Regions from separate parts of the Mus musculus genome. Here all the other regions are linked to region 2. Evidence: chromatin loops called from intact Hi-C (ENCODE). Cell type or tissue: gastrocnemius. All regions are shown on one strand.

What was found. Hi-C counts contacts between places; a loop is a spot of excess contacts. Peaks named below come from ENCODE experiments on the same cell type or tissue, not always from the same donor. Only the 100,000 strongest peaks of a DNase experiment are listed, where the experiment ranks them.
Region 1: a loop joins it to region 2, with 4 times the contacts of the local background. A loop is called at or near these places in 19 of 42 quality-filtered maps.
Region 3: it touches region 2 in a loop (3-fold over the local background); 13 of 42 quality-filtered maps call a loop at or near these places.
Region 4: a loop joins it to region 2, with 2.4 times the contacts of the local background. A loop is called at or near these places in 25 of 42 quality-filtered maps.

Annotation. Positions count from the first base shown.
Region 1 is chr6:127,374,879-127,382,878 of GRCm38, forward strand. No RefSeq gene overlaps it. Among named protein-coding and RNA genes, the nearest start is that of Gm52919, 58 kb to the left of the region's middle. In gastrocnemius, a CTCF peak has its summit at 4,806 (motif pointing left); DNase peaks (open chromatin) are centred at 78, 947 and 4,808.
Region 2 is chr6:127,143,357-127,151,356 of GRCm38, forward strand. It overlaps Ccnd2 (cyclin D2), which reads right to left and starts at 7,692. Exons shown (of 5, transcript NM_009829.3): 1 at 7,226-7,692; 2 at 5,308-5,523; 3 at 2,667-2,826. The coding sequence starts at 7,417. 9330179D12Rik (RIKEN cDNA 9330179D12 gene) reads left to right here and starts at 6,033. Exons shown (of 3, transcript NR_040274.1): 1 at 6,033-6,207. In gastrocnemius, a CTCF peak has its summit at 4,510 (motif pointing right); DNase peaks (open chromatin) are centred at 655, 2,803, 3,279, 3,908 and 8 more places; H3K4me3 peaks cover 3,447 bases; H3K27ac peaks cover 3,320 bases.
Region 3 is chr6:127,321,715-127,329,714 of GRCm38, forward strand. No RefSeq gene overlaps it. Among named protein-coding and RNA genes, the nearest start is that of Gm52919, 4.6 kb to the left of the region's middle. In gastrocnemius, a CTCF peak has its summit at 3,474 (motif pointing right); DNase peaks (open chromatin) are centred at 2,980, 3,213 and 3,463; H3K4me3 peaks cover 76 bases; H3K27ac peaks cover 505 bases.
Region 4 is chr6:127,262,081-127,270,080 of GRCm38, forward strand. No RefSeq gene overlaps it. Among named protein-coding and RNA genes, the nearest start is that of Gm38404, 42 kb to the right of the region's middle. In gastrocnemius, a CTCF peak has its summit at 4,926 (motif pointing right); DNase peaks (open chromatin) are centred at 2,395, 4,222 and 4,916; H3K4me3 peaks cover 769 bases; H3K27ac peaks cover 575 bases.

The sequences.
Region 1 (8,000 bases), 230 kb after region 2:
GATGGCAAGTTGGAGATAGGGATCTCAAAGGACCGAAGAGGCCAACAGCTTCCTCTGCCGGGATCCCTGCCAAACTAGCCTCTGGCATTTTAAGTGAGGGGAGCTCCCAGGAGATTTAGTAGTTCTCTACTTGGCTGTACAGCAAAGCACAACGAGGCACTCCGATTTCTGCCATTGATAGCACTGGCACACAGATCAAAGGAGGAAGTGCTCTAACTCATAGTGAAGTCTTCTTCCTCCAGCTGACTTGGGAAGTATGCACGTCTTCTTAGCTTATTTTTTCCCCCTCATTGGTACAATGTGTTAGGGAAGAGGCACACCAATTGAGAAAATGCCTCCATCAGATTGGCCTATAGGCAAGTCTGTGGGGGCATTTTCTTGATTAGTTATTGACATTGGGGGGGGGTCACAGATCACTGTGGATGGTGCCATCCCTGGGCTGGTGGTCTTGGGTGTATAAGAAAGCAAGCTGACCGAGCCATGGGGATCAAGCCAGTAAGCAGCATCCCTCTGTGACTTCTGCGTCAGCTCCTGCCTTCCAGGTTCTGCCTTGCCTCCCCCTTCAGCCTGACTATAAACTGTAAGCTGAAATGAACCCTTCCCTTCCCAAGTTGCTTTTAGCCATGGTGATAGAAACATCTAGAAAGGAAGAAAGCCTAAATGACTTGGGTTACAAAGGCTGGCAAATAAATGGAAGCAAGGTGACATTTTGCTGTCGGGTTTGTTTGTTTGTTCTTCATGGTGCTGCTAAGTATATGGAATCCTTGTAAGAAACTGGGCATGGCTGCTCTTCTGTGGTGTTTTCTGTGAGTTATCTGTTAGTTGTGCAAGCTCAGACACTCTACTCCCCCACAAACAGCTCTGGCTATAAGCCATATTGTGTGGAGCCCCACAGGACTTCATTTGAGAGCCCTGGGGAACTGCCAGGCGGAAGGAAATGAGATGTCACAGCCTGGATGCTACCCAGTTGCCTGGCATTCAGGGTATTTGCTCAAGCCCCCTCTGTGTGGTGAAACAGCCTCACGGAGCATGCCCAGATGTATGGACAAGCCAACGCAGGCCTTTCTGCCAAAGGGATGTGATGAGGCTCACCCAGAGCCTCCAACAATTTGGGGAATCTAAGGCACGAGCTGCCTTCCTGTCCGCTGACACAACCCCCAGGCTAAGGAGATTAAGCAGGCTTTATTTACAGAAGCCTTCTAGTGACAGAGGAGGCCACCACACCCAGGTAGAGCCTGGGAAGAAAGGCAACGCACATTCTTTCCTTGTCAACACTGAATGCCAGGGCAAAGGCTACATCCGTGGCGGAGATTAGGCAGGTACTGGGAGGCCTGGATGAGCTTGCCTTCCACGCTGTCAGACCACATCACTGGGAGTCAGATCGCAGAGCAGGGCCCTGAGAACCCCTAGATAGGGCTGTGTGCACAGGAAATACATGTGTGCACCAGTGATTGAAGAGGATGACCAGTGGCCACCCATGCATCTACATTCTAGTCCTCCAGCCCTCATTTTGGTAAGGAAAAGAAATATTGAGTGTCTCATTTTATTTGGGCATGCTGGAGGTGTCAAGGCCTTTTGCATGCTAGGCAAGTGTTTCCTCATCGAGCTATGTCCCAGCCTTGGAGATGCCTGATGTGAAGGTCAAAAGACATCTTCAGGAGAGGAGTGCGTTCTCTCCTTCCACCATGCTGGTTTCCGGGATCAAACTCAGGTCATCGGGCTTTGCAGCAAGTGTTCTTACATGCTGAGACAGCTTGCTGGCTCTGGATGTAAGGTTTAATAAAAATGGTTGCTATATGACACAGGATACTTGTTTCAGTGTAGAACATTTTTTCAAGTCCATACACAAAGGAAGTAACTGCCTGTCTCTCCCCTCATGTGCCTACTATCGTGTGTTCGTACCCCTCGAACATGCCTGATGGGAGACCGGGTACACATGCTCTCTGCAGTCACACCCTCTGGGTTCAGGTTTCATTAGCAATAATAGAATGATATTGGACCAGTTACAGAGCCTCTCTGAACTGCAGGGATTTTGCTGGCATGGTAGGGTACCAATAACCTACCTCATGGAAGATGTTGGAAAGATTCATGAAGATGGTATAATGAATTGTGCAAGGTGGGCTTGGGGGATGGGGTGATGAGTAAAGTTCCTGCCTTGTGAGTGTAAGGACTTGATATTTGGATCCCCAGAACCCATGGAAAGGTGGACAATGTCATCCGTGTGTTGGGAGTCCCAGTTGGTCCTAAGGCAAGATGGAGGGCAGAGATGGGCACTCCTGAAGCTCCTGGTCCAGGCACACGCAGGGTGAACAAGAGACCCTGTTCAAGGGAAAATGGAGACTGATAAACTTGATATCTCTCTCTCTCTCTCTCTCTTTCTCTCTCTCTCTCTTAGTGTGTGTGTGCGTGTGTGCGTGTGTGTGTGTATGTGTGTGTATGTGTATTTCTGTCTCTGTGTCTGTCTGTCTCTCTCACACCCACAATTTAAAAAAAAAAACAAAAAACATGTGTTAGAGTAGAAAGACAACCCTTCTGGACAAGAGTCAACAGTATGGGGCTGGAGAATGGCTCAGCGGTTAAGAGCACTGACTGCTCTTCCAGAGGTCCTGAGTTCAAATCCCAGCAACCACATGGTGGCTCACAACCATCTGTAATGAGATCTGATGCCTTCTTCTGGGGTTTCTGAAGACAGCTACAGTGTACTTACATATAATAAATAAGTAAATAAATAAATCTTTAAAAAAAAAAGGAGTCAACAGTATGTCCTGGGTGGAGACCGAACACTACTGCCTGGCTGGTCAATTACATGGTTAACCGACCCCTCCTCACCCCTGACCCCGCATCCCCTGCCCGCAAAGCAGGTTCACCCTAACTAAGCCATGCTTAAGGGTTAGGCAGAAGGATTAGTCCTTCACTGATATACTAGTTTTCCCTCCTCGATTCCCCATGGTCCCGCGGCTGTGTAAGTCTTCCTGCTTTTCTGAGTTCCTCAGAAAGCTTCTCCCCTCCCCCTTCTGTCTCTGTCCTAAGCACGCTCTCCGTTCACGTTGGGTTTCCCCGACCTTCCAGGCTTCCTTACTTTTTTCTCTCAACTCTCCCTTCCCGCCTTGTGGACTCTCATTTGCCATGTGTGTGACAGTTTAAAAGGCATGGCTCTTTCTTTCTCCTCTCGATTCTCCTTCTCCAGAGAGCTGTCTAGATTTACAGATTTGCCTTCCCTGGAAGTTTTTCTTTTAACATCCTATAACATTGTCTTTGAGCTTCTGCTTGAGTTCATTCTTAGATTGTTTAATGAAAAGAAGACCCCCTCCCCCCAAAAGAAAATCTGATTCCTTGGTATCAAAAGGGTTCTTGTGAACTGTGAGTCAACCTGGAACTAAGGAATTCCAGGACTGTCCTTTTGAGAAGATAGGAAAGGATACCATTTACTCATTCCTGGCTCAGACAGGACTGGCTGGATGACGCCTCATGGTGAATATTCTGTGGAAACGTTGCTGAACTTTCAGAGAGAAACGAAGGGAAGCTAGTTCTTGTCCAAGGAGCTGACCTGACCGTTTGCTGAGACGCCTGCTGAGATGTCCTGCCTCAACACTCAGTCCCTGCAAAGCGGCTAATGCTGAATCTCCGCCCACATTCTCCTGATCTCTGCTCCAGAAGCCACACACTCTCTTGGGTAGCTGCCTGTTATTGTCACTGTTGGCCTCATTATCCAAACTGCACAGCTCTCGTGTGAGGAACCCAGCCTGGCACCCCACACAGTAGTATTGGGGATCAAAGCCTTTCTTGATTTATCTACCTTGTTTGGTCCAATATGGAGCTGGTAACATTCAGTCTTGGTTCAAAGGTCATGGATCCATATGCTCTACAACACTAAGATAAAGCGTGTCTCTTTACATTTCTTCAAGTCTTTAGAGAAATCCACAACAAGGGAAGTTAGAAAAATGCAGTCACATCATGGGCCTGCAAAGAGGACAGCATAATCAGCCTTGGGCAAGTCTTGGTGTCCAGAGATAATGGGGCACATCTAGGCCCAAGGCAGAGGCTAGACTGGCTTGCCCTGGGAGAACTCTTTTACTATGCTCAGAAGTTTCCATTTACCAGCCTGGGCCAGTGAGCTCAGCTGTTGGTGATGAAAGCTATATAAAGAGTTGGAATAATGGCTGTATGCATTCACCCATTCCCTCTTCTGCTTGCTCAGCAAATATGTCACTTTTAACATCCCACGTGGATCAGGGACTCTGGCCACAAAAACTGAAAGACTCATAATGCAAGATCTAAAGATGCTCTTGGTTTAGAAGATGAGCCACAAAGACAAAGCGGTGTCTAGGAAATGGTGTGAAATATCTGTAAAGGTATAGAATTCTGCTATGGTGCTCAGTGTGGACCTTGGAAAACTGGGGAAAGTCTCTCAGATCTGTGTGTGATGAGAAGGAGCAGAGGTGGGTATAGAGGCTTAAACCACAGGACACTGGGAGATGGGGAGCTGCAAGTTAGTAGAACTTAAGGATGTTAATATTTATTACAAACAAAAAAGGATCTTGAATAGTCTTGAACATCAAAGTCAGCCTGCTTTGGGGAAAAGGGGCGTCTCCTTATCACTAGCCTAGAGCGTTGCCTTGAAAATGCTATCACCTAAGAGAAGGGTCCAGAGGAGTGTGGATAACTTGGGTTCCTGAACAAAGCAAAACGAACTTGGATCCTCCAAGGGACACAGTTGGGGCAGATGCAGCAGACTATTCTTTCTACAGTTGGTACCTTTCCTCCAAGGACCTGCTGGGCTTAGAAAACGTTCCACTGACCTCTAGTGGTCAAAATGGCGTCCCAACTGTCACAAAGTCTCCACTCCTCAAGTCTACACCAAGTGGCAGCTGAACAGAGCCTCTCTTCTTCCCACGTGTCCTGCCTCACTCCCCATGGGCTTTCCTCCTCTGACCAGGCTACCCACACTCACTCAAGACACAAGGGTGACTGGGCTTGGTGACTGCCCACTGATGCTGTTTCCATATCTTGAAGTATCCTGGCTGCCAGTGGAGAATGTTCACATACTGAAAGTCATTCCACTGAGGACTGTGCAGGGGACCTGGTCCTAATTTTGATCACAGTGCTTCATGAGTATTTATGACATGCCAGATGCCATGCCACACACTTCACTTTAAAACAAACTCCCTTGAGAGTAGATACTGTGGTTATCCCTCATTTTAAAGATGGGGACTTTGAGGCTCCAGAAGGTAAAGTCACTAGCTCAGGAGGGCAAAGCCTGCTGTGATGGATAAACCATCTAAGCTAGCCTCAAACTTGAGCTTTTAGACACCCCTCACCACCACCACCACCACCACCACCACCACCACCACCACCACCATCACCACCACCACTACCACCACCATCACCACCACCACCACCACCACCACCACCACCACCACCATCACCACCACCACCCCTCACCACCACCACCATCACCACCACCACCACCACCACCACCATCACCACCACCACCACCACCACCACCATCACCACCACCACCACCACCACCACCACCACCACCTCCACCAGGATATCACTCCTTAGTGGGCCATTTTGGTAAAAATTGAAAAACTGGTGCTGGATATTAGACCTAAAGCTTTGTACATGCTGGGCAAGTGTTCTGCCACAGTAATACATCTCTCAGTTTTCCCATTTTTATTCTAATGTCTTTTTTTTGAGGGAGGGTCTTATTCTATAATCTAGGCTGATGTCAAACTCATGGCAATTCTTCTGCCTCAGCCTCCCAAATGTGGAATTACAGATGTGTGTCACTGTGCCTAGTACTCATTTCTTATTTTTGTTTTGAAACAAGCTCTCATTAAGTTGCCCGGGTTGTTCTTGAAGTTGCTGAGTTGTCCAGGCAGGTCTAGAACTTTTGACTCTCCTGTCTCAGTCAGTAGAATAGTCAGATTTACAGTTGGATACCATTATGACTGGCAGTAAACTCTGATTTTTAATGTTTGTGCCAGATTTCTGTGCCCCCATGTATCTTGTCTTACTCGAACTCATTGCTATTAATTCTGCACCAAACCCAAAGAGACATGAAGTGAAGGTTAGCTCTTCAGGCTCTTGACACACAGATGACATTTGATCATTGATGAGCAAGTGTAATGCATGGTGGGGGGTCCTCCATCTTGGAGGAATTCAAGGGATCAAGGGGGAAGTGGTCCAAAAAAGACTATTTGTGTGCAAAAGTGAGGTACTCATACATAGAAACACACATGAGGTGAAACTGCTAAGACGAGCCATGTTCACACCCTGTGCTATAAGGCCATTTCTTTGGAAAGGAAACATCTTCCATGCCAACTTGAGGTAGTAATACCTGGCATAGAGTACTTGGACTCCATAGAGTAAGACTTTAGTGTCTGTGGCTGTGGAGTCCTTGCCTATTGCTGTGTGTACAAGGGCCGCTTCAATCCCCAGAGACCAAATCCCCAAACTCAAAGTCCAAATTCAGTTTATTGGTGTTATAACTATTGCCACACACCCTCCAACAGCTCCAGTCTGTTTTTCTTGGGGTTTGTGGCTCAGAAAGGCCAGGTTTTATCTAAGATTTAGGCTTTGCTGGTGGTTCTGGGACTTAGCATGCTGCACTTTTGGATAGGCACATTTTGACCATTCCTAGCTAGGAAAGGGAGAGAGAACACAGCTCATGGAGTGTTGCTAAATATCTATTTCCTCCCAGTATTTGTCCTGATTCTTGGGTAGATGTATCAGCTAAACAGAAATCTCAGAGGTGTGGTAATTGTCTCTTGAGGGAGAGGCGTACCAGGACACAAGATTAGACATCAAGAAAACCAGGGTTCAGAAGGAGGCAGAGTAGAGAAAAGGGAGAATCAAGCTACAGTGTGTGTGTCTGTGTGTCTGTGTATGTGTGTGTGCCTCTGTGTATGTGTGTGTGTCTGTGTGTGTATGTGGCTCTGTGTGTGTGTCTCTTTGTGTATGTCTCTGTGTATGTGTGTGTGTGTCAGTGTGTCTGTGTGTGTCTCTGTGTGTGTGTCTCTATGTGTCTCTGTGTATGTGTGTGTGTCAGTGTGTCTGTGTGTGTCTCTGTCTATGTGTCTCTGTGTATGTGTGTGTGTCAGTGTGTGTGTGTGTATCTGTGTGTGTGTGTCTGTCTGTGTGTGTGTGTCTGTCTCTGTATGTGTATCTGTGTGTGTGTCTGTGTGTCTCTGTGTATGTGTGTGTGTGTCAGTGTGTCTGTGTGTGTCTCTCTGTGTGTGTGTCTCTGTCTATGTGTCTCTGTGTATGTGTGTGTCAGTGTGTGTATGTGTTACAATTTCTAGATTTACTTAGATCCCACCTGCCTGAGGTCTAGATCCTCCGGCTTACGTTCTCTGTTGAGGAGGGGTGCACACGTGGATCCTGAGAATTCATGTCTAAAATGGACCATGGGTGGAATCTCTGAATCCATCTGTGGGGGTCAGCCCTCTGGTGACCTTGGCCTCTTCCAAAACCTGTTCGGCCAAGCTGGATTAAAGGTTGAGGGTATGTCAGGAGGCCAGATGGCAAAGCTAAAGCTGGGGCAGGTGCTCTACTGATGGGTTCAGAGGCCCTGGCTGGACTTCTGTCTTTGCCCTTAGCAGATCTCTTTGCTTCTGATGCGGGGGAAGAAGCAGTTGGCTATGGGGAATTAGTAATGAGATATGGAGCCATTCACCTCCAGGTCACTAGTTCAAAACCAGGTCACCAGTGAGTCAAAGTTTCCAACCAATGGAGGCAGGGCAGGTGTTACCTTTGAGTGGCTTAGAGGCAGATACTTGCCCTCCCAGAAGCCAGTTCAGGCAGGCCAGATTGGGCCACAAGGTAGGAAACTACATCCTGCTGACATTCTGTGAAAAGCCAGGGAGGTGTCAGATTAGGGGTATAGGTTCATCCTTCTGGCTCTGTTCTCTCCAAGACCCCTGTGCCATTGCCTCCAGGCCAGGTCACACACTCATGTTGAAAGACCTCAGGTATGGAACAGTTGCTCAGGTCAG
Region 2 (8,000 bases):
CCCCCTCGGAGGGACTGCCAGCTCTTTCACAATTGGCTTTTCCCTTAAACTAGCAACGTCTCCCCAGGGCTGGCTACCTACCACCTCTTCAGGGACTGCCCCCTTCCCACGCCTTTGTGAACCCTCAAAACCCTGGGCCATCCTCAGGTTCAGGGTGGAATATTCAGGACTGGAGTTAAGAGACTGAGGGTGTGAGGTGATGGGGCACACAAGAGCACCCTCCCATCTTTGGTCCTTGAGTTGCTCTGAGCCTACTATTATTCAAGGGTGCTAGTGAACTTGGGTTCGCTAGATCTTGGCCCCAGAAGCTCAACGTCCTCAAGAGCAGCAGGCCTCTGGGTTTAGGCTGTCCAGCCTACTGCCTGTCTGCTGGCCCCAACACTCCCCTCCACCACCCTTCCACACCCACATACCGGCAGGGCTCCAAAGCTTATTCACATGCAGGACCCCAAATGCAGACCAGAAGAGACATGGGGGCTTTGTGGTCAGGCCCACCCATTCCAGCCCCAGGAGGCCTGAGCACCTCCGCCACTTTCTCATCAGTCCATGCCTCTGGAGCAGTACTTGGCACATGGTTCTGACCCCTTCCCACTCTTTGGCTAAAGCTAGGTCAAGGCCCCCAACAGGCCCATCTTTCTGACTGCCCCTACCTCCCACTGGGCCTCTGCCCCTAGTCACTGAATCCCAGGCTCCATATTTGGGCCCCAAAGTTGGCAGCTGCCCCAAGGATTTGGACAAGATGGCCAAGAATGGGGGATGGGATCCCCAAGAACACAGAACGGACCTGTGGTCTATACAGAATTGGAGGAATCCATCCAAGCCCGAGTAATTCCACCTATCGCCCTACCCCCACCCCAGTGCAAGATCAGGGAGGAAGAAGTGAAAGCCTCCCCCCACCCCCCAAGACCTGTTGGTCAAAAGATAAGGTCAAAGCAGGACTCTGGCCACTGGCAGCTGGGTGATGTGGGAATTTATGAGTCCGGGGGGTTAGGTGTCCTAGGGCCAGAGAGAAAAGGCTGACTGACCCTTCCCCCACCCTGAATCACTGCAAGAGGAAAGAGACAGTTCCTAGGAAACAAAACTGCAGGTCAGTGTGGGACTGACCTCTAGAGCCCAGGCCAGTCAGCAAGAGAAGAGCAGGGAGCTGAAAGTGCTGTCCAAAGCGTAGCAAAGGCTGGGGCTTCTTATTGTCATCCTCTTCCCTGACTGTAGGAACAGCAGGGGACTCCACGAAGGAGCTGGGACACCACAAGTGTGCTACAAGGCCTGATGCAGGGCCCCGAGGGCTGCTGGACCAACGCAAACTGAGTGCGTGCACGCACTCGCGTGTGCGTGACACACACACACACACACACACACACACACACACACACACACACACCCCTCTAAAACAGGGAGATGGAATCCGGCACGCCAGTGAGAGGCTGTATCCATTTCCGCATCCACCTTAACTGGAGCCATTCTCAACATCAGTGAACTTTCGCAGGAAGCTCCAGGCTTGCTTTTCTGTGGGTCAGTTTCCCTGCCCACTCCACCAAGGCTAGGGAAGGATACATCCAAAGGCCTGTTTTGCAGATCCCAGATGAACTTCAGAGAGGTCAAACAGCCTGAGCGAGGTCACTCAGTGCTAAGTAACGAAGTCTGCCTGACCTCTGAACTTCCAACAAAGCACAGGCCCTATTGTTCATTATAGCATCAGCTATACAAACACATAATTAAATGTTACAAGGAATTAAAATGTTACACTCCACCTCCCCCCACCCCCTATCACATCAACACATTTCAACAACCCTGGATGAATTGAGCTGCACCCCACTCATGATCAATTCTTTCTTTACCTGCTAACCCTGAGGAGATGAACTTTTGACACTTGGCCCCCGAATTCCCAAGGTTCTAGGGCAGCGCTTCTCAACCTCAACCTTCCTAACGCTGTGACCCGTTAATACAGTTCCTCATACCGTGGTGACCCCCAACCATAAAACCATTCCGTTGCTACTTTGTAACTGTAATTTTGCTATTTGTGATTTCTTATGTAGATATATGATATGCAGGATATCTGATATGCAGGATATCTGATACGTAAGCCCTGTGGGATGTATCGACCCACAGGTTGAGAAATGTTGTGCTAGGGTCTTCTACCCAGGTGTGAAGCCAATAAAGCTATGTATCAAAAATCCTCTCCAGAGCTCAGAATAAACGGATCTTTGCTTAAAGGTTCACTCCCTTGTCAACAGGAAACAGCAAGAAGGCAATAAACCAGCTCCACGGTGAAGGAATTCCTTCCCCCTTATCAGGGCGGGCACCATGTTTATCTTGTCGTTGGTCCTTTAACCTATATTTGCCCCCACCTTCCTTAAATTCCCTTTAGGGCTTATCTCCAAGCCGTCCTTTTCCTCAAAAGATTAAAGATTTAAACACAACCAGAGAGCAGTATCTATAATCTTCAAAGGGCACTTTAGACACCATAAACAATATTTTAGCAGGCACCGACTCCCTTCCCCTTACCATACTTGCCCTCATAAAGAACTTACGAGTGAAGCAGAGAGAGAAAATGTTCTAGTTCCGAGAAAGCACGAGCGAGGCTCCAGGCTGGCTTACTCAGACTTGCCTAGACACCCAACCCCACCTCCCATGGCCCCGTGGAAGCCCCGTGAGCCCCCTCTCACCGGTAGCGCACAGAGCGATGAAGGTCTGCGCATGCTTGCGGATCAGGGACAGCTTCTCCTTTTGCTGGGGCAGCTTGCGAAGGATGTGCTCAATGAAGTCGTGAGGGGTGACTGCGGCCAGGTTCCACTTCAGCTTACCCAACACTACCAGTTCCCACTCCTGCAAAGGGTGGGAGGAAGAGGGCAGAGCTCTAAGAATCCATAGACTGACTCCAGGCCCGGGTTGGGGGCTGGGTTCCCGGCCAGCTCTGAAGATGCTCCTTAAGGCTCCACTGCAGCCTCATCTGTCACTGTGCCCCTCATGCTTTGAAGTTGCTCCTGGCTCTTCTTGGGCTAAAAAAAAGTCAGGCTCCACTGAAAATAATGAGAGGCCAGGTAACTACTGCCAAGACCAGCCTTTACTCTAGTTTTCTTCCTACCTCACCCCTACCCCTGACTCCACAAAATGTTCTTGCCTGCCCACTCAGAAAGGTGGGCCTATAGTAAGATCTAGCTAAGGCCACTGTGGTGCTGCGGTGAGAATTTGTTGGCTAAGTCTCTTTACTCCTCATGGAAAAAAATGATGCTTACAGATGCAGAATAGCAGAAGCCTCCTTGGCCCAACTCCTTGGCAGCCAGTTCGCTGGCCTTTCCTTGTGGGGGAAGAGTATCATTTTCCCTCTCTGCTGCCAACACCTTCCCCTTTGACACACCATGAAGAAGTCTTGGGATATGACACTCACCCTTTCACCTAAATCTTCACTGGCCTTTGTCTTCATGGCTAAAGGGCCTGAGGTGGTCACTTGTGACTCCATTTTGCACACTATGATTTGGGGCAATGTGGAGGTGCTTAAACAGGGTCAGCCCATGTACTGGGCTGTAACGGTCTCTTTTAGGGGGCTCCACTGCACCCCACTAGTAGGCTACTTTGTGCCTCTCCTTTTGTAAAATAAACATGGGGAATAATGTTCAAATGAACTGGACTAAATATAATAATACCCCAAAGAGATGCACACCTGGAAGTGCATGTCTGGGATTCTACCTCTTTAAGGCTAGAAGTTTGAGGCTAGCTTGAAATTATGCAAAGGTCCCAATTTTTGTTTGTTTTGGTTTCGTTGGGGGGGGGGGTGCAAACAAAAGGAAATGATCCTGGTCAATCAGTAGGATTCAAAAGCGCAGGATGCTACTACTGCCGGGCAGTGACTGACTCTTCAGTTCACCTGGCTCCATCTGCTAAACTTGGGGACCGGCTATAAAGCCCCTGTCAGCTGGACCAGCTATGGTGTTTCCTGGAGCAAGCTCCCCTCACGTGTAAAATAGGAAGGTTCTTCTAGGGTGCATAACTTATGGATGGGAGGAGATGGGAAGCTGGCACACTTTATTTGGAGAATTGAGTTAGCTTTGCCGGTCCTGGAAAAATTAGGGTGTCTTGAAAAATACCTCCAGTCCTCCAGCACACCAGACACATAGAAGATTCTTTTTCATGTTTTGTTTTGTTTTGTTTTTTTCTTTTTGAATAGACAAGCTGGCCTCCAATTCTAATCTTATTTTTTTTTCCTCCCCACAAGCTTTCAAGTCTGCCTGGGTTTTTTGCAGGAAGTTAGGATAAAAAAAAAAAAATTCCTTAACTACGTAAAAATCAGAAATGGCTTGAATCCCAAACCCTTCCTTCTTCCAGGGCAATGTGAGCACAAACTCGTCCTCTGGCACCATTATTGAAAGAAGCAGATCTTCCAGAAGAAAGCACCTTTAGGGGCCTCTTACACCAAACCAGAAGCAGCTGAAATCTGGCAGTGTTTCAAAGGTGAAGTCATTCAGGCCCCTCTTTGCGTTCTAGGCAATTCCTCCCCCAGCCTTGCACATGTCTGCCACTAGGTGGCAGCACAGACCCAGAAAGGACGGCTCCTCACAAAGGGCTCAGTTCAAGAAGCCAGTCTTTGCCCAGGAGATTAAGCAGGCCCAGGCAATGGCAGCAAGGGGGAGGGAGTCGATAGAGGGGGTGGTCTTCTTTCACCAGTGCAAGGTGTGCAAACCACTGTAAAAGAGAGCTGCAGAACCTTCAGTGTGTGGCATTAACATGGGGGTAGGGGGAAGTGCATGAGAAAAAAAAAGGTAGATGGTTGGGAGAAAACCAAGACAGGACCCCCTGGGGACTGTATCCAGGTCACTGTGCCTTTTGGAGCTGAACTCTCATGCTTCAGATCCACCAATAGAAAGGCAGATGTTGATTTTGCATCCAAGTTAATATGTTCATACTTAGTGCTTTGTTGGTACTTAGTGATCAGCTACTATGTTTGTCCATGAGACTTTATTGGTCTTTAAGACATTACCTGTTACACCTCCAGGGTCTTGGGAAACAACACAAACTAGAATGTGAGAAATCAGACCGTGTTCTCAGGGTTCAGTGGAAATCTGGACCTTAATTATAACATCATTAACTAGAATATTCTATTTATGCCCCCCCCCCACCCACACACACAACAGAATTTCACCCTCATGAATTTCCATGAGGCACTGATAGCTTTGCTCACTCCCTGATGTGGGAAGACTAGCTCTCTCCTACTAAAGGACATCTTTTTTTTTTTTCTTACAGTCTTGGTTAGTGTGGCGGCCTTAGTGTGATGGGGAAGGGCAGAGTCAGGAGCAGGGAGGGCGGCATTACCAGCAGCTCCTGGGGCTTCACAGAGTTGTCGGTGTAAATGCACAGCTTTTCCGCAGTCAGCGGGATGGTCTCTTTCAGCTTGGAAGCTAGGAACATGCACACTGCACCCAGGAGCTGAAGATGGGTCTTAGGAGTCGGGACTCCAGCCAAGAAACGGTCCAGGTAATTCATGGCCAGAGGAAAGACCTCTTCTTCACACTTTTGTTCCTCACAGACCTACAATCAAGAGTGGGGTAGGGTCCGAGGGGGATAGGGAAAAATTAGTATCAGAAACAGAGGGAAAAGAAAAATAAAAGCATAATCTGAGATAACAAAAAGAATTTTTTATGTGTGTGTGGGGAGGGGGAGGAGAGTAGAAAGGATAGTAAGAATAGAGATGAGAACGGTGGGGTAAATCCGAAGGGCTCCTGGGGTTCGGGTATTCCCGCAAAGCTGAAAAAGGTGATGAACTAAAACCTCCACAAACCCCAAGGCAAAGCCCAGAGCCGCCGCCGCCTGCCGTTCCCTCTGGCTCACTTCTCAGCACACCAACTCACTCTTTTTTGGATTTCGTCATCTTTTCAAAAAATCAATAAAAATATTCTGGAAGCTCCGAAAGTCTACTTCTTGGTCTCGTTCGGATCCTCAGATCCTATTCTACCATTCCCGACAATTGAAAAAAATGTCCAGGGTGGTCTCGGCGGTCCAGGGGCCGCTGTTCGGTGGGTGGGTGGAGGAGAGAGGGGGAGGGAGGAGGAGGAAGCGCGCCTCGGCCGGCCGCCGCAGTTGGAGTCGGAGCAGGGGGGAGCAGTTTCAAAAAATTATTAAAAATCGAGGGAAAATCCTAGAAACGCTCTGTGGGCCTGAAAACCCCAGAGAGGTCCCAGGCTCCCTGGAAAAGAGGTTTCGGGTGTCCGTAAGGTCGGTATCTCCACCCCAGGGGCTCTAGATCTCAGTGGGGGAAACTTGCGGAGTGTTCGGCTGCGGCCCACAAGGGCAGTAGCTAGGAAGGCTGTGCCTGCTGGGGGTTGGGTGAGACGAAACCAGGGAACCCCCCTCCAGGAGGCATGCGGGACTCTGACCTCTCATTTGGGGGTGCCCCCTAGCCTGCTCTACACACCTCCTCCCCCGCTTCCTACCCCACCCAAATCTGCGCGCTCAAGAAGCAGCCAAACTGTAAGTAACCTTGGTGAACCGAGGGCTGGGGAAGAGGGCACGATCAGAAAGAGGGTGCCCAGGATCATGGGGTGCTGAGAGGGGGTGGGGGCGCCGGCGAATGTTGCCAGTCCTTGTAAATGGAGTTTGCAAAGCAACATGGCGAAACCACGGCAGGTCCAGAGCTGTGCATACGTGGGCACCCTGCTCTCTCGGCAAAGATTGCAAGCAAGGCTAAAGCAGCGGTTCTTTCAGATTGCCCTAAACGCACGTTTTTTTCAGTATGACTTCCGGGGCTCTCCTGAATTCCCTGTTTCTCCCCCACCCCCACCTCCTGCCAAAGTGCCAACGCGGAGTCCTAAGGCTCAGACGGTTTGCCCCAACCCTGAGAGTCGGGGGCGGGGGGGGGCTCTTTATATGTTGGTATGGATTGTTAGGTCGCAACACCCTCTGGGGCCTCACTGAAGGCAGCCGGGGTTGCTTCCACACCACAGGTCAGAAATGGAGATGGGAAGACGAGGAAGCCACATGCAGGCACACGCGCGGGATGCCAACCCCCCGGGGGGGGGAGGACATCCTCACTCACCCAAGTTTTCCTCCACTAGTTAATCTAGCAAGGGACAGAATTAGCGTCTCGCCCAAGGGTGCGGGGCTACCTCGCGCACGAGCGGGGGAGGCCAGCGCAGGGGTAGTTCTCCCGCAGTTTTTAGGATCTCTGCGTGTTGGAGGTAGGGATGGAGCGGCTGGGCTTGCCTCTCCCTGAGAGCGTCGCCCGCACACCTACCTCTAGCATCCAGGTGGCCACCATCCTGCGCATGTACGGTTGGATGTCCTTCTGCACGCACTTGAAATAGGAACACTGCGGGAGGTAGCGCTCCTCGATGGTCAACAGGTTCTGCAGAACGCGGTCTTCCAGCAGGTTGCGGTCCGGCACGGCCCTGCGGACCGGGTCCACCTCGCAGCACAGCAGCTCCATAGCCAGCCGGCCACCACTCGGTCCCGACTGTAAATTTTTTTTATTATTATTATTTTTTGGAGGTGCGGGGGGGTCGGGGAGTGCTTCCCTTACCTCCTTCCTTTGGCTGAATGGGAGATTTGGGAGAGGAAAGAAATGGCAAAGAGAGAGAGGGAGAGAGAGAGAGAAGAGTGGAAGGTGGGCGAGCGGAGCCTCAAGGGCCGCCTGACTCGCACCGGTCCTTCCCTCCGAACTGCCCGGCTCTCCTCAGCTCGCTCTCCTCTCTCGCTCAGGCAGTGACGCAAGCTGGAAGGGCAGTTAGATCTCCTCCCCCTCTCAGGTTCCTCCTCCCCCTTTCCTCCCCTCCTCTAGCGTCCCTCCCCTCCTTTCAATCTTTCCCTCCCTCTCCCCCCCCCCTTCCCTCTTGTTATTAAGGAGCACAGCAGCTGGCCTGACCAAACTTCAAACACGATCCCCGCTCCCCACCCCCAACCCCTCTCCCTACTTCTCCGAGGCCCTCTCCCCATCCAGCCCCGCATGCTAGGGGCCTCGGATAGGGGAACCCACAAACCCCATGGATTCCTATTGATTATCCTTTCTGACA
Region 3 (8,000 bases), 180 kb after region 2:
CATATGGCAATTGCTTGCTTAATATTTGTTCACCTGCTGTCATAACAGTTTAACCCCCATTCACCAAGTTCTCCACAGTCACTGTGACAAAGAGATGGATCTTACCAAGTACTCATTGTGCAGTGCCAAGTTGTGGGCTAGGAGTTTCATAGGCAGTGCCTCACCTCCTTTTAAGAGTACCAGGAGGTGGGCATTCTCTTGTGCTATAAGACATAGTTAGGAATTTGGATCCTAGTGCTGAGTATATTTGACTCCAGACTCACCTTTTGGCCCTAAAAATGTATTGTTACATTGGTAGAGATACACCTTCCTATCCAATGCTGGGCCAGCCCTGGTCTGTTAAACACACCTGAAAGAAAGAAAGAAAGAAAGAAAGAAAGAAAGAAAGAAAGAGAGAGAGAGAGAGAGAGAGAGAGAAAGAGGAGGAGGAAGAGGAGGAGGAAGAAGAGGAAGGGGAAGGGGCAGGGAAAGGGGTAGGGGAAGAAGAAGAAGAAGAAGAAGAAGAAGAGGAGGAGGAGGAGGAGGAGGAGGAGGAGGAGGAGGAGAACTAGAGCTTTCAGGTGATTTGCATTTCTTTACTCTACAACTGTGTCTCTCCAGTGTTGATGGAACCCCCATGAACTCCCTTCCCCACCGTACTGCTTACTAGGACCACCTCCTCCATCCTTTCCACATTCCTCTGAGTAGGACACAGTTCTTTCCATTTTATGCCAAACACCACCCAAAGGCCATGCTCCTCTGATATGCACCCCCTCATGAGAAACCAGCACTTGGCGTCATCTTGTTCCTGGTTTCGCCCAGAGCTGTTGCCAAGACTTCCCACCTTGCAGGTCTGGCAAAGATAACTCCTTTATGCTGGGCCTTGGTTATCAGAAACAACGTGAGCCGCTTTCCATTGATAACTCCACGTCAATCAAGCCCAGGCAGCCTCTCTAGCAGTTATCTCAGTTAAAGACTCAACCAGTCTCCTGCCTCCAAAGCCTACACTGGCAACCTCTAGCAAAGCGATGCTCCCGCTTGGTTAGGAGAAAAGGTGCTGGCATACTAAGCTGTATGCACTAGAAACACTATGGGACCAGAGAACAGACAGGGAGTTATGACCCACTTAAAACATCTGTGAGAGGAAAGCCGAGATTGGCCAGCTGCTTCTTTCCGCTGATGCTTGTAACAGCTGAGGAATCTTAACCTTTCACAGAAAGCTCTACTTGGTGCCCAGTTTCCCAGCCTTTTCTCCATGTTGTCATAGTCATCTTCACAGAAGAGCTTTGTGAGAAGAGTCTCCCAATCCTCACGAAGTGAGGACCAGTTTCCAACAGGTCTTCACAGTTCTGCTCAACCTTGAGTTTTGAGCAAAAGACGAAGTGTGCAGCTGCCTGTTTTCCTCCTCCAGGTCCAGGGGCATGGTGAGTTTCCCATAATGCCTTGTGAGGAGAGGTAGAGAATGCATCCCAGAGAAGGCCCTTAACTTCTTCGTGGTGCCTCTCACTCCTGAAGTGCCATCAGATTTCCTCCAAGCAGAGGCTGGGATAACAAACCCACACACAGATTCTCCTGTCTTCACTCGCACATGCATGCACATGCACACACATGCACACACAAGCATACACTCATCTGCTTTCAAGGCCAAGGTCTTGCTGAGCACTCAGGGACCCACAGGCAAGGGCTCTTACAGTGATTTTGGAGGAGGGCATCGTTATGGAAGTAATGGGGCATGCAGCTCTGTCATGGGGTCCAAAACATCTACCATGAGGGTTCTTGGTAGAATGATAAAGCTACAGAGAATGCCGTAAGTGACATGGGAGACTAGAGTCTAGGTATATGTGGTTTCTTAGTGTGATAAAGAGTAAAAACCCAGGCCCTATAAGATAACTCAACCGGTAAAGGCACTTGCTGCCAAGTCTGAGGACCTGAGTTTGATTCCCACAACCTACTTAAATGTGGCAAGAGAAACAGATCCACAAAGTTGTTCTCTGACTTCCACTTGTGGGCATCCTCAAAGGCCACACACACACACATACACACACACACCCCACCTGTAGGTCTCCAAGCACATGCAGCTACACTGTCCTCTCCCCAAGTGTGAAATCTGGCCTGGGCATGGTGGCATATGCTTTTCATCCCAGTCTGCTGAATGCAGAGACAGATGCAGCTCTGTGAGTTTGAGGCCAATGTGATCTACATAGCAATCCCCAGCATAGCCAAAACCATGCAGTGAGACCTTGTCTCAAAAAGAAAAACTCCACCCAGCTCCATCAAAGGCATCTTTTGGGGGCAATAATGGAAACGGAAACCCAACTGTATTTTGCTACCACTGTCAAAGTCCTCTAGTGCATTGGGCCCTATACGTTGGACCACATTTACAGAGGAACACCCAATGGAATCTGGCCACCCTCTCCATGAACATTGCTCCTCCACTTTTACAACATACTCAGGATCCTGGGAAAGCTGTTCTGATTGCCCCCCAGGTGATTTCACCAGAGCACTCAGTGATTAGGCCACTAATTGTTCAGCACTATAATGTAATAAAGTCACCCGTTCATTTTATAGAATGCCTTTTTCTCAATGGTCCAAAGTGCAGTCTAAGTGTGATATTGCCCCGTTAGCTTCTTATACTTGAAGCCAAGGTATTCATATCTAAAATCTTAGCCAAAATGTCTGCCCCTCGTCCTTGACCCATCTTGGCTTGCCTCCCTTGTTTGATTCACTGCAGTCTACTGATACACCAGCGGCTTCTGGACCACAGTGGCCTTCTGCCTCTGGACCGATGGGTCCTTTCTCAATGACGAAGATTTGCAATGGCTAGTGTGTACATCTTTATTTGCTGCTGATTGTTGTGTGGCATGACCTTACAGAAGACAAAACATTCTTTGCAGATTATAAAGATGTAAGCAGGCATCTGTGCAATGTAAGGATACCCCCAGAAACCTAAAGGAGCCCCATCTGGGCACGGGGCCAACCCCAGGAACGAGGTAATGTGTAGGAGCTCATGTTTTTTTCCACAAGCTGGATTCTGGGAGACCATAGTCTAGCAAGATGCTGCCCTTGCTTGCTTATCAACAGGCATCATTGCTTAACCCATCCACAGCTTCTAAACACCCAAAAGGGGGTCTGAATTCCACACGACTGAAGCAGCTGCTGAAGCTGTCACTCAGCATCTGCCACAAAGGACCTGGCTCCATTTCAGGGAGGGTTGCCTGAGGCCAAAGATGATGAGAAGGAGAGATCTCAGGGGAAACAGGAGGGCCAGCTGGGGATGGAGGGGAAGGCACAGAGGGGAAATCCAGCAAAGACAAAACAAGGAGTCTTCAAAACGCATGGAGTCTTCAAAACTCATGGCGCCTTCATGGGAAGAAAGAGGTTGGGTGGGGAAGGGAAGCCCTGCAGGAAGGCTCGGCTCATCCTCAGGCTGATCATCAACTCTGGAGAACTTAAGTTCCCAAGGACACCTTCCTGCTACTGTTTTGGCCACCAGAGGGCTCCTGTATTCCAAAAATATTATGGAAAAGAGACAAATGATTCCATATTTTCCACCCCATGCATAAACCTGTAAGATCAGCAGTCTTTGCCTTTGTGGGGATTCTGATAGTCTATCTCGACTTGTAATGCTGTGACCCTGGGTGAATATACACAGACGCCATCAACCTCTTTGCTCTGTTTCCCTTTCTAAAATGGGAAAGCTGCCCTATGTTCTTACAGTCTATATACAATCAGGGAAAGGAGAGGGAGAGGGAGATGGGAGAGGGAGATGTTTCTAGCAAACAAGACAAGAGACCGTAGAGATAAAATCATGTTTTATTAGAGATGACATGCCTGTACCTTAGGTTCACTATTGTCAACGCCCTGGTGACATTCCAGGAGAACAGAATATGTCTGTCTGATAAAAGGTTAATGTACCATTTCTGCTCATTCTAACCTTGGCCTAAGCTCTACACCTCACAAGTTTCTTTTTTCTTTTTTTCTCCTTTTGTAAAACGGAAGCGTTTTCAGCTCACAGGTTGAATATGAAACTCGCTAATGTTGAAGGGGGTTGAGTTGGCAAATAGCCAATGCTCACAGTTCTGCCCTTCACTCACATGTGACTTACAAATGACACTAATATGACTGGTAGTACCAACCCAAATACCAAACTGAGCATGCTCAGTCTGGAGACAAGAGGATTAAGGATGCTGTCAGGCCTGCCTTGAAACATCTGCAGGAAGACAGATTTGAAATCTTCAACCTCACCCCAACAAGTAGAAATGAGTCTCCTGGGGGAAACAGTAGTAAAACTTGACATTGTATGAGTGACTGAAGAAGTACAGTCTCGAAAAAATGCATGGAGAAATGAGTCAGCTCACATCTCCAGTCCAGACAGAAATGGTGAGTGGGACGCTTAAGGGAAGATCTAGCCCGGGTTTCTGCAGTAGATGGACCAGGATGTTCATGAGACAGAATGGGAGGAGGCACAGATGGTATGCCAAGCTCTCCTGGAAAGCAGCTCCTGAGGGGAACTGGAGAAAGTGGGGTGTCTTAGAGATGGAGCGTGGCATCACAGTCTACAGGAACTTGGACATGCATATCCTTGTCTCAAGGTCTTAGCTACAAACAGTGATAATATTATCAGAATTTGTTGACTCTGCACGATGCCTAGCTCAGGGCTTTGCCACACAGCGTTATTCACTGTGTGAGTTGCTCTTTATCTTATGGGCAAGGAACCAGTCAAAATCAAAAGAACTGGAGAAATCCCAGCCCCTATAGGAAGGATGTATACTTCCGTGGAGTCCAAAGAGCAGGCGTGGGTATGTTTGCTCTGGGGGTGTAGCTGTAGGCTGTGCCCCTGGTTATGTAAACTGAACTGGGAGCTATCTGTACTATATACATGGGGCTGGGTGTGGGCATAGATAGGCAAGGAGAATGTGGGTGTGCTCAATGTGAATCAAACGTGTCAGTTACCTTACAAATGAAGCAATCTGAACCATGTTGTCCCACATCGCCTTTCTTTGGAGCCTAAGTGTTCTCTCTTCTCTACCTTGTCCATGTCCTTTCTTCAACCTGCACACACTCCTTCACTGTAAGAAATCTTCCCCTGGTGGAACTCATGCCACTCCCCCCAGCCCCCCAGGACTTTACCTAACCCCAATCAAACATCTTATGCCTGACAAGTAAACAGGCTTCAGTTGCATTTAAAGCTACCAGGAAAGGCAAATGGAAACTCTTAAAGACAGTTTTAAATCACCAGGGATGTGGCTGGGCAGGTGGTAGCCAGACACTCTCCAGTTTTTCTGAAGCCAGCAGGAGAGTTGTGTTTGCATTGGAGCAAGAAGTATCTGCAGTTTTCCCTAAAGCTCCCCTAGAGGTAACTCTGTTAGGGCACTGGCAACACTGGTCATAAGAGGTTACACAATAGCCTTTTTCTGGGCTTTGAATGTAAGGCTCTCTGTACTCAACCTGCAGGGATGGCTACTCCCATATCCATCAGGATGATGCTTAGCAGTCCATGAGCACACTACCCTAACATTTGGACCACAGTAATAGCATTATGTTCTGCCAGGTTAGTAGGAAACGACTATCATATTTAACTTACAGTGTCACAGATCGCTCTAGGGCTGTGTGGGGCTGCCGCAGACACTGGAGGAGACCAAGTCCCCTGCCTTGTTTGCATGACCCTCCTATAGTTTCCTCTCTACCCATCCTTCCTGATTCAGCCTGAAAGATATGCAAAGGCTTCCGACAATTTTTAGGCAAGACTCCAGCAAATGCATTTTGTATCATGATCTAGAACACGCACAATCATACAAGCACATGTATTTTGTGAAGCATATGCATGCATGTACTTTGAGGTCTTCTGTTCCATTCTATGGTCACCTATTCCATCTTTCAGTGTTAATGACTCTCACTCTGAAACCCGAAGTCTGAAAGGCAATGTTCTTCACTGCTGATCTCCCCCAACAATTCAAGCTGCTCTCCACTCCCTAGGAACGAGCTCCAACATCTTTATCACAACCAACCATCCCATGCAGCTTCAGTTCGGCCAATCAACTGAGCTGTTGACACGTCCGGCACCTGACTACTGTGCATGTCGTTCCTCCTAGCCTACACATGCAACAGAAAACCTCTTTCCTTCCTTGTGGGGCATTGCAGATGTGGTCCCTCCGAGAGCTGTTTTGTGCGCCCCAGCAGAACCAAACTTCATTATGTTTCCATGGTCTTCAGGAATTCTTTCTTTCTTTCTTTCTTTCTTTCTTTCTTTCTTTCTTTCTTTCTTTCTTTCTTTCTTTTTTTTTAATGTAGCACAAAATGACTGCATGGCCCTGCTCATGTGTGAGAGAGAATGAGACAGAGACAGGGAGAGACAAGAGAGTGAGTGCGCATGAAAACATGTAGATGAATGCAGAGGTCAAAGGTCGACTGATGTTGGGCATCTTCCTCGATTGCTCTCTTCCATCTCATTTTTTTTTCTTTGAGTCAAGGAACTGAACTGGAGTTTATTGATTTGGTTAGTCAAGGTGGCCAGCAAGTTCTGGGCATCCTCCTGTCTCAGCTTCCCTAGTGCTGCAATTACAAATGCTAGCTTTTTACCAGGGTGCTGAGGACCTCCTCGGGGTCCAACTGAACCAATTCCCCAGCAGAAGGAATTAAAAAAAAAAAAACCCTTTCCTTTGTGATTATGGCCCTTTCTTTCCTTCAGCTTGTTCCTTTCCTCCTACCTCAATAAATGCCTCACAGAAGCAGGGAGATCTGAAGGGGTGAGAAAGAAATTGTCCCGTCTGGTTTGGCTTCATTTTCTTTACCAAGGTCTACAAGCTTGTCCAAGGTGCAGCACAATCCATTTGACTCAGAGGATGTTGGAAGGAGCTAGCTGAGGTGGAGACATGAAGATGGGGGTGGGGTGGGGAATGGTGGCCAGCTGAGGGGGCCAAGGCAGGGCAAGCTCCAATGTGAAGAAATGAAGGAAACAATACTGATTCCCAGGCCGACATGGAAACCTTGTTACCAAACAAGTGCTCTGTGGCAGTCTCAGCTGATGGGCAGCAGACACCCAATTTCTATCCATCTGTAGAATGGGATGAACAATTTGTTACCACCATCTACTTAAAAATAATGCTGAAGGGCTGGCAAAGATGACTTGGGAAGTGGGGGTGGTAAAGGCACTGGCTACCTAGTCTGATGACCTGAGTTCCAGTTCCAGAAATCACAGGATGGAAAGAGAGAAAGTTGTCTTCTGGCTGCCATAAGCAGCATCTCAAATAAATAAACAAACAAATAAATATTGTAACAAGCAAACAAACAAAAACTTCAACATAAATAACTGCCTAAAGAGCCCCGGTGTTCAGCAGTTCTAAAGTAATGGTGTATATATTTAATCATGGAGATCAGGGCTTGGGGAGGTCAGGGGATGTTAGGAAGGCAATGGGATTAACACATCTTTACAGCTAGGGAAGAGGAGACCAAGGCAGGCTAGTGACCTGCCCATGGTCACAGCCGATGAGCAGCAGAGAACAGAGCTTTTTATGGCAAACCACGCTGGTAACACAGAGAAGCACCCTGTGCTCCCATGAAATGCAAGGCTTTAAGGGCTCCACTAAAGCCCCCTAAAGCAGGCAAAGCACTGCCGCCTGCCTTGTCTTCCGAGGGAGGCTTCCCAAGCTAGCAGCCCTGCCCATAACGCTCTGCCACATGCCACATCCACTAATGGTCTCTTCGCAGTATTGTGGCCGTTACCAAGTGCCTAAGCTATTAACTCACCAGCAGCAGGTGCCAAATTGCCTCTTCTTCTGCACAAGATGTTCATTTAAAACCAAATTACACGTAAATCCTCAAGTGCCTGCTTATTTCCTTCAGCCTTTAGCCTTTTTTTTTTTTTTTTTTGGTGGCCCCCACCCCCTTCACACCCGGCTGCTGGATGTCTCTGAGATGACACGTGGCGTCTCTCCGCAGTTGTGTAGTGAGAAACCGGGCTGTGTGAACCCCAAGCTCGTGGGCTTCCCGAGGGGCACAAATAGAACTGGAAGGATGCTTCG
Region 4 (8,000 bases), 120 kb after region 2:
TAGAATCATGCAGGGTTCTGGCACAGAGCTAGAGACTTAGATGCACCTTGCCCTCAGCACTTTTCACATAGTGACAGTGACAGTGTAGGCATGGCTCCAGGGGTTCTTCTAGAAATGAAGAGGGCTGGAGAGACAGCTCAGAAGTTAGGAGCACCAGATGTTATTTCAGAGGACCTGGGTTCAGTTCCCAGCACCCACATGGCAACTCACAACTGTCTGTAACTCCAGCTCCAGAGGATCCAATGCCTTAACACAGATACACATGCAGGCAGAACACTAATGCACATGAAATAAAAATAAATAAGTAAATACATAAGAAAGAGTGGAGAGGGGGCCTGTTATACTCAATGCATTGGCAGCTGTCTTTCAATCAGCTAAAAGCTAGCACAGTCAGCCAGGCTCCACAGGAGCAGGCTAAGCTGGGATTTGGGTGTTTGCTGGCCATTTCAAACTGACCAACCATCATCGACAAGATATAGAGCCAGAGCCTTGCACCTGCTAAGCAAACACTGCCAATGAGGACCCCACCTCTAACCTCACCCCCCCCCCCCGCAACCATTGGTTTTTAGAGATAAGGTCTCACTATGTAGCCTAGGTAAGCTGCCGACGTGCAATCTACCTCTGCCTACCAAATGCTGCATCACCGTGCTCCTAGAATGTAAGATCCTTGGCACATCCCATCCATTACATTCTTACAATTACCCCTCGGGTAAGCAATATGATTCCCATTTTACACCCAAGACAGCAAGGCTCAGAGCTGTGGAAGAGACAGCCGGGGTTCACACCTTTGCTAACATCAAACCCTGGAAAGTCACTGTCATCCATACTTCTGTCTTCCTCACTACTGAGTCAATGACATCAGCAGCCTCAGACGTGTGCCCACACACCTTTCTCCCTTAGCTCCTTCAAAGGTGATCTCCTGATGCCTCCTGACCAGTCACCTCTCCCTGGTCTACTGGGTCAAGGCTAATCCTCTGGGTCATCCAGAGCACCTCCTCAGAAGTCCCCAGTATGCCTTTGCAATGCCCTGCCTCCAGCCACAGAGGCTTCCCCAAAAGTGGCCTGCTTTCCTTGGTGTGTTGGATGTGCTGTCTTCTCTGGCACCAAATGTCCACTCCTTCTCATCGTTTGGCTGAAGATGGTTACCAGACATCACTGAAGATCTGCTAGGGTTCCCCTACCACCGCAAGATTGAGCCTCGCTCCATGGCTCTCTCTCTGGGCCACTAGGATGCTCTACTTGGTACTTACCGGTTACCCAAAGATCTGGACAGCAGAGGTCAAGAGAAGCCAGTTCAGTATTTAATCTATTTCGTTCTCAGGCAGGCCAGGTAAAGTAGGTGGAAGCAGGAGGGCCGAGAGTTCAAAGCCAGCCTGAGATACACGTGGAGTCTCAGACTCAAAACAACACCAAAGCCCAAACAAATAAATAATTCTCTTTTTCCTCAATGGATAGCATATGCTTAACATGTTGTAAGTGACTTTGTACTTAGTACATGAACAAATGATTGAAATGAATGATTGAAAGAGGAGGGTGAGTGTTATGGTAAGCTGGAGGTGGTTATCTAGGTCATGGTCAAGGTGGGCGAGGACTCAGGTGCACTCAGGGAGTTTGTAGCTTGACTTACAAGCTTGACTTACAAGCTGAGTGGATGAACTGTGGAGTTGGGAGGGCTTGATTTTGATTTCTGCCACCGAGCAGTGGTATTACCTGGGCTAAGGTGCTTTGTGTGTCCAAAGTAGATAAGACCCGCAGTGAGGCAGGGCCTATTATGAAGATTATAGAGTGATTTGTGAGAGCGATTGTTAGAGGCTAAAGGTGATTGGGGTAGATGGGGGAGGGATGTTTTTATGACAGTGTCATTCCACTCTGGCCCTATGACCATCAATACTGTCATCACCTTAGTAAAGACATCCTGGAACCCACTTAAGGCAGGATCCCTTAGGGTTCTGAAACAGAAAGTAGCAGCCTGCCTGCTATGTGGTGACTGGGTGGGGCTGTTCCTATTGAAAGCTAATGTAGGGGGAGGGAGGACAATAGCTGGACCGTTGGTTTATTTCAAGGTTGCAAGACCTTCCATCTTTTGCCATCTCTTCCCACAAGCTCCCCTGGCACTAGGGTGAGGGAGCTGAAGCCTGGCCAGATGTTTCCTCTTTTTCACTGTTGGTGGGCAGCTTGGGGAGGTGGGGAATGGGGGAGGGAGGAAGTGAAGGCTGGTGAGATTCCCTACTCCTTACAGCTTCACCTGGGGTTTGTTGTCCTCCTGAAATCGTAAGACACACCCTAATGGATGTGTATTGCATGGCCAGAGCCAGGGTCAAGGAAAACCAGGGGCACTGAGGTGGGGTGGCATGTTTCCTGGAGGAGCCCCTTGGCAGGGAACTTGACAGATGGCACCACCTCTCCCCTCCCCCCTTCTGTTCAACATGGTGAAGAATAACTCCAGATGGGAAAAGATAAATATAGCTCTCTTTCTACCCCTGCTCCCGTGTGTGTGTGTATCTGTCCATCAGTGTCTGTCTGTCTGTGCACACAAGTGCACGTCCATCCAATCCATGCACGGAAGCCTGAAGTCCACAGTAGGTTGTCAGGAATAATAGTTTCTGCTCCTTATTTTTTTGAGACAACTTCTGCCCCTGAGCCTGGAGCTCACTGATTCACCTGGGCTGGCTGGCCACCAAGCCTCAGCATCCACCTGTCTCTACCCTGCCCTCTAACACAGGGGTCACCGACATCTCACCCCATTTCTATGTTGGGTGTTGGGGATGGGAATTCGAGTCCTCATGCTTGCACAAGAAGCATTACCAGCTGAGCCATTTCTCCAGATCGTCACAGTAGCTCTTGAAGTTGTCAGTACTACTTGAACAACACAAAAGATAGGAGTCTAGAAATCCCTGACATCTAAACGGCGTTGGGTCACCAGTGGACTGAAGATATTAGTACTCATAGCATCCCTTTCCACACTCCCTGAGAGGTTGTCATGAGTGAGAATTGTCATAAAGGCACAGGATCAACAAGACTGAGGTTTCTTGGGGTGTCAACAACAAAGAACGTTGGCTACAGGTGGGGAAAGTACCGTAGTGCCCTTCCACCTGCTATGCCCAAGAAGTGCCCTCAACGGTGGTGGCAGGTGCACCACCTCCAACGTTGCTGTGAAGTTAGGGATGCTCACTAAGCATTTCTTGACTGAGACCCAAGAGACAAGTATGGGAGTTTCACATCGCCCTCTCTCTGTTTCTCTCTCTCTCTCTCTCTCTCTCTCTCTCTCTCTCTCTCTCTCTCTCTCGCCCTTTCGAGGACTTTGGGGTCATCATGCTCTTACCCAAATGGCTGCAAGGTTCCAGTGATTCTGGGAGTAAGTGTGGCTGACTGGGTGCTTGGCTGCTCACGGTGGGCCTCCCAGAGCCTTGTATGGCCATGAACTTTTACCCAGAGAAAGCCCATGTTTAGCTTCAGAATGGTTCCCTGGGGTCAGCCTTTACCGTAGTTCACAGTCCAGCACCCCCTAGGGGTTAATTTTACCACTCTAAGCTAGGAGGGGCTGGAATAGAGGACCACAAGGAGAGGAAGAGAGAGAGAGAGAGAGAGAGAGAGAGAGAGAGAGAGAGAGAGAGAGAGAGAGAGAGAGAAGAAGAAGGAGAAGGAGAAGGAGAAGGAGAAGGAGAAGGAGAAGGAGAAGGAGAAGGAGAAGGAGAAGGAGAAGGAGAAGGAGAAGAGAAGAGAAGAGAAGAGAAAGACAGAGACACAGAGAGTGGAGAGACTGAAAGACAGACAGAGACAGACTCAGAGAAGGGAGAGCTCGCAGGCTTGGGGAAGTGGGATGCTGCTTTTTGCATGAATTTATCTTTTTTTTTTCTTTCGTTTTTTTGGCAAACCACAGACCAGCTACACATTTTTTGGCAGTTTCCTGAGGATAAGCTTCGTATTTTGAGACAGGAAAAAAAAAAAAAAAAGGAAGAGTGGGAGTCTGGGGAAGAAATGAGACAGAAAGTAGTTGTTCGCTCTCCCATGAGCAGACAACACACACACACACACACACACACACACACACACACACACACACACACACACACACACACACACGACTCCTGGCAATAAGGAAGTGAGACTAGATCTTTTTCATGAATGGGGCTCAGCTCAGTCTTGCTGAACTTCCGCTCTCCCATTCACCAGCATTCAAATTTCACCTTCTGACCATCCAAGACAGCTGGCTGCCGGCCCAGGCGCTGGGAGCTGTTTGAGATCATCCTCCTGCCCACAGGAAACTGGGCGCTAACAAGAACCTTCCTTCCTGCGCTGCCGAATCCAAAGTGACCGGGATGTTTCCGGAATACCGACCTGAGGGGCACTGGCCCCTGGACTCCCCGCGCCTCCCCCCCTCCCCAGCCCTTTTCCCCAGGACCTTGCTCATCTCTGAGGAAGCTCAGAAATTCCAGCGCTTCTGCAGGCGACTGTGAAGGACGCTGACTCTCTGGGTCCGTTAATGCCTGCCTTGCAATTAAGCCAGGGGAAATGACAGTCAACATTCTGGAGGGAACACCTCACGGCCCTTCCCATGGGGTGTTGGGGCAGTTCACTGTGCTGTGGCCTGCCAGTGTGCCCCTCCTGTTCATCAGGAGGTAGCAGAGGGTGCCTGGGTTCCTCGAAATTTCCCTGTGGAAATCATTCCAAGGGGTGCCTGTATGTCTATGTAGTGGGAAAGCAAGCTGGAGGGCTTTGTCTTATTTTGCTGGTCCGCAGTTTTCTGCTTGTTGAAGGGACAATCATAAAACACTCCCAGAGCGGAGTTACTGCAAACACTGAATGGCCCAAAGTGAAAGATTCGGTTTCTAAGGCAGAGTGATGCTGGCCGCCAGCAGAGCAGTTGCCACTATTGAGAGAGAATGATGGCTTCCAGCAGCGGTGGGTGTTATAGATTTGTGGCCAGTAGGGGGCGTGCTAGTTACCGTTCTGCTGCTATGACAAAATACCCCGACAAAAGCAATTTAAGGAAGGAAGGAAAGACTTTGGCTCACAGTTGCAGGGTGCAATCCATCAGGGCAGGGGAGTCGGAAGCTTGAGGCAACTGATCACATTGTACCGGCAGAGTCAGAGAGCAGGAAGCCAGATGAACGTTGTGTTTGGCTTGATATCTCCTTTTTATTCAGCCCAGGACCCAGGCCAGGGGACGGTGACACCCATATTCAGGGTGAGTCTTCCCACCTCAATCTAATGAAGAGAGTGGCTCACAGAGCATGAGGCTAGCCCAATCTAGGAAATCCCTCCCAGGTGTGCCTAGAGGCTTGCCTCCTCGGGGAATACAGAGTCTGTCAGGATGACAGTCCTCACAGGATGAAGACAGTGACAGGTAGGGCAGACATGACCCCTGACTTGGAAACAAAGGAAGAAGAAGAGACTGGTAGGGAGAGGTTTTTTTCTCCTTTCCCTGCCTTCTCTTCTGTAGCCCCTTGTAGTGGAAAATGAAAAGGCCACCAGGTTCTTGTCCCCTCCTGAATGCTTAGTTTGTTACACAGACTCCCTGGGCTTCACATCAGATGAGTTGTAGACATTCCAGGAGGCAGGGGCATGGCTGAAAAGACCTCTAGAATTCTTCCCTACTTTCAGACCAGGAGTCTTCCCAAAGGCTGGGGCAGAGAACTGGGGCAGAGAGCTGGGGCACTGCCTTCCTGTGAATGGACTTGGAAGTATCAGGGTCTTTGCTTGGCCATGTGATTCATAGCAAAGGAACGGTGATCACGACACTGTCCTTCTAGGAATGTATTGATGCTGGAGCCATCCTTGTCCACGGGCCCATCTTCAGTACAAAGATGCTAGGAACAGAAACCACTGCTGGGGGGCGGGGTCGGGGGCGGGGTCAGGAGAGGTTGATGGACCTGTCCCCTCCTTTTCCTTCTCCCCTCTCCTCTCCTTTCTTCATTCCTCCTCCTCCTCTCTATCTCTCCCCCTCCTTTTCTCCTACCCTACCTCCCTTCCTCCTTTCCTTCCTTTTCAGGGTCTCCCTTTGTAGAGTCTTGGACTCATGAGCCTTCTACCTCAGCCTCCTGAGTTCCAGAGCTGTCATTGTGAGCCATCATGCCAGCTGGGATTCTCTTTTGAACTGAGTCATATTCAGCTTGCCTCATCCCCCGGGCCCAATGATGACTGGAATCCATTCACTTCCCTCTTTTCCAGCCTCATTCCATACTCTGTTCTCTCCACCTCTCAGAGTGAGAGAGGGAAGAAGTGCTCTGTGACAGACAGACAGACAGACAGACAGACAGACAGACAGACAGAGGAGGAACAGGACCGTTGTGATGCAAATGCTATTGGTTTATGGTGTTCTAGAAGGGTACCCCTCCCCTCTGCTTCAGGTTACGGGTTCTGGTGCCTTAGTCTGTCTCATTTCACCAACTTCCATCACCACCCCACCAGCCCATAGTTTGCACAGGAGACATTACAGCTCCCTTTGAGGAGCCAACCCCTTGGAGACCACACAGTTATTCCAAGTTCCTGCGGGTGCAATCGGTAGAACTGGGAATTCAGCTTTATTAAGTCCATTTGGGTAAAGCCCTCCCTATGGATAAAGGCACTCTTCTGTTCTTGTCTATTGATGCTAGACACTAGGACCTCATTCGCAAAAGAATTGGCTAGGAAGGTCTAGGATGGCAGAACTCCCAGCATGCCTTTTGAGAGCCTGGAGGGCACAGCAGTAGAAGGGACCCTAGGAATGCTCTGAGCCTACCCATCCTGCAGAAGTGCCTCCCCATGTTTGTGCTCCTTCACTCGCAGCTAGAGGATTCTCCTAGCTGCAAGATGGCAGCTATGGCTGTGTGGAGCTGCTTTCCAGAGTTTCTCTTGCTGATCCTGTCTGTTTTATCCTTGGTTCTCTCTCTGTTTGAGTTCCTGGGGCACCTCACAGACAGTATCAAATTTAAATGTCCCAAGAAAGACTTAGACAGGCTAGTGGCTACCTGCCATCAGTTGTTCTCACCTTGTTTTCAGGCTGTGGTTGCCATGTTGCAGGGACCAACACTGTGGCCCATGGTTGGGGCAAAGTCCCCATTCTGTTTACTTGGTTCTACCATTTCTTGTTTAAAGACTCAGGGACCTGAAGCTCTGAGTCGGGAGCCAGCTTGCCCGAGGCCACACCTAGGAGAGATGAATGCAGCTCTCAATGCAAGCTGCAAAGTCCAAGAATTTACCACACCCTGGTGCCTCTCTGCAAAGACGCGCCTGTGTTTGAGTGTAGCTTTTCTTTGTGTGTTAAAAGTAGCCAGTCACATTTTAAATCACAATAAAGTTAGAATTCCTGCCAGGCAGTCCTAACAGTAGCTATTCTTCACAACTCAAAATGTGGTCATTCCAAATGAGTGAAAATATGTCCTCCTAAGGCATTAAGAGCTGTGCAGAGACTGAGCTGTGAGCATGAGGGCTAGTGAGCCAAGACACTTGATAACCCTGAAGCTCCCAGGATAATTCCTGAAGTTCCCCTTTCCCTCCCCTGAGTACCTGGATCCTCTATAACAGCATATGTGCTCCGTGCCACTGACTGTTCTCTCAAGACCCGGGAACACTGAGTCTCCAATTAGCAGAATGGCAGAAAGGACAGGACCTCCTACTCAAAAGAATCTCTTACTGTGTGCTCATCAGGAAGTAGAAAAGGCCATTACCACACGCTTACTTGCCACTAGAAACCCTCTGTGCCCCTGGATGAGCCTGTATGACCTAGCCACACTGTCTCCTGTGGACATGCAGGAACACTGGATGCCTGGTAGACTTGCTTGCTGAGGGGAAGCTGATCCAGGTTGCACCCGTCCCTCAGTGTGAGCGCTCCGGCTACTGTAAAGACTAGCTGTCTGCTACCCTGAGGTCTTGAGCCTTGGGGGAGTTAAGAAACAGGGGTGGGTGAGGAGGAACGGGGTGGAAAGAGTCTTGGAGGAGGACACTGTGGAAAGAGACTGAGAAGCAGAATGGTTACAGCTGACTCCAGCTCCTTTCCTCCCTGTCTATGCGGTGATGGC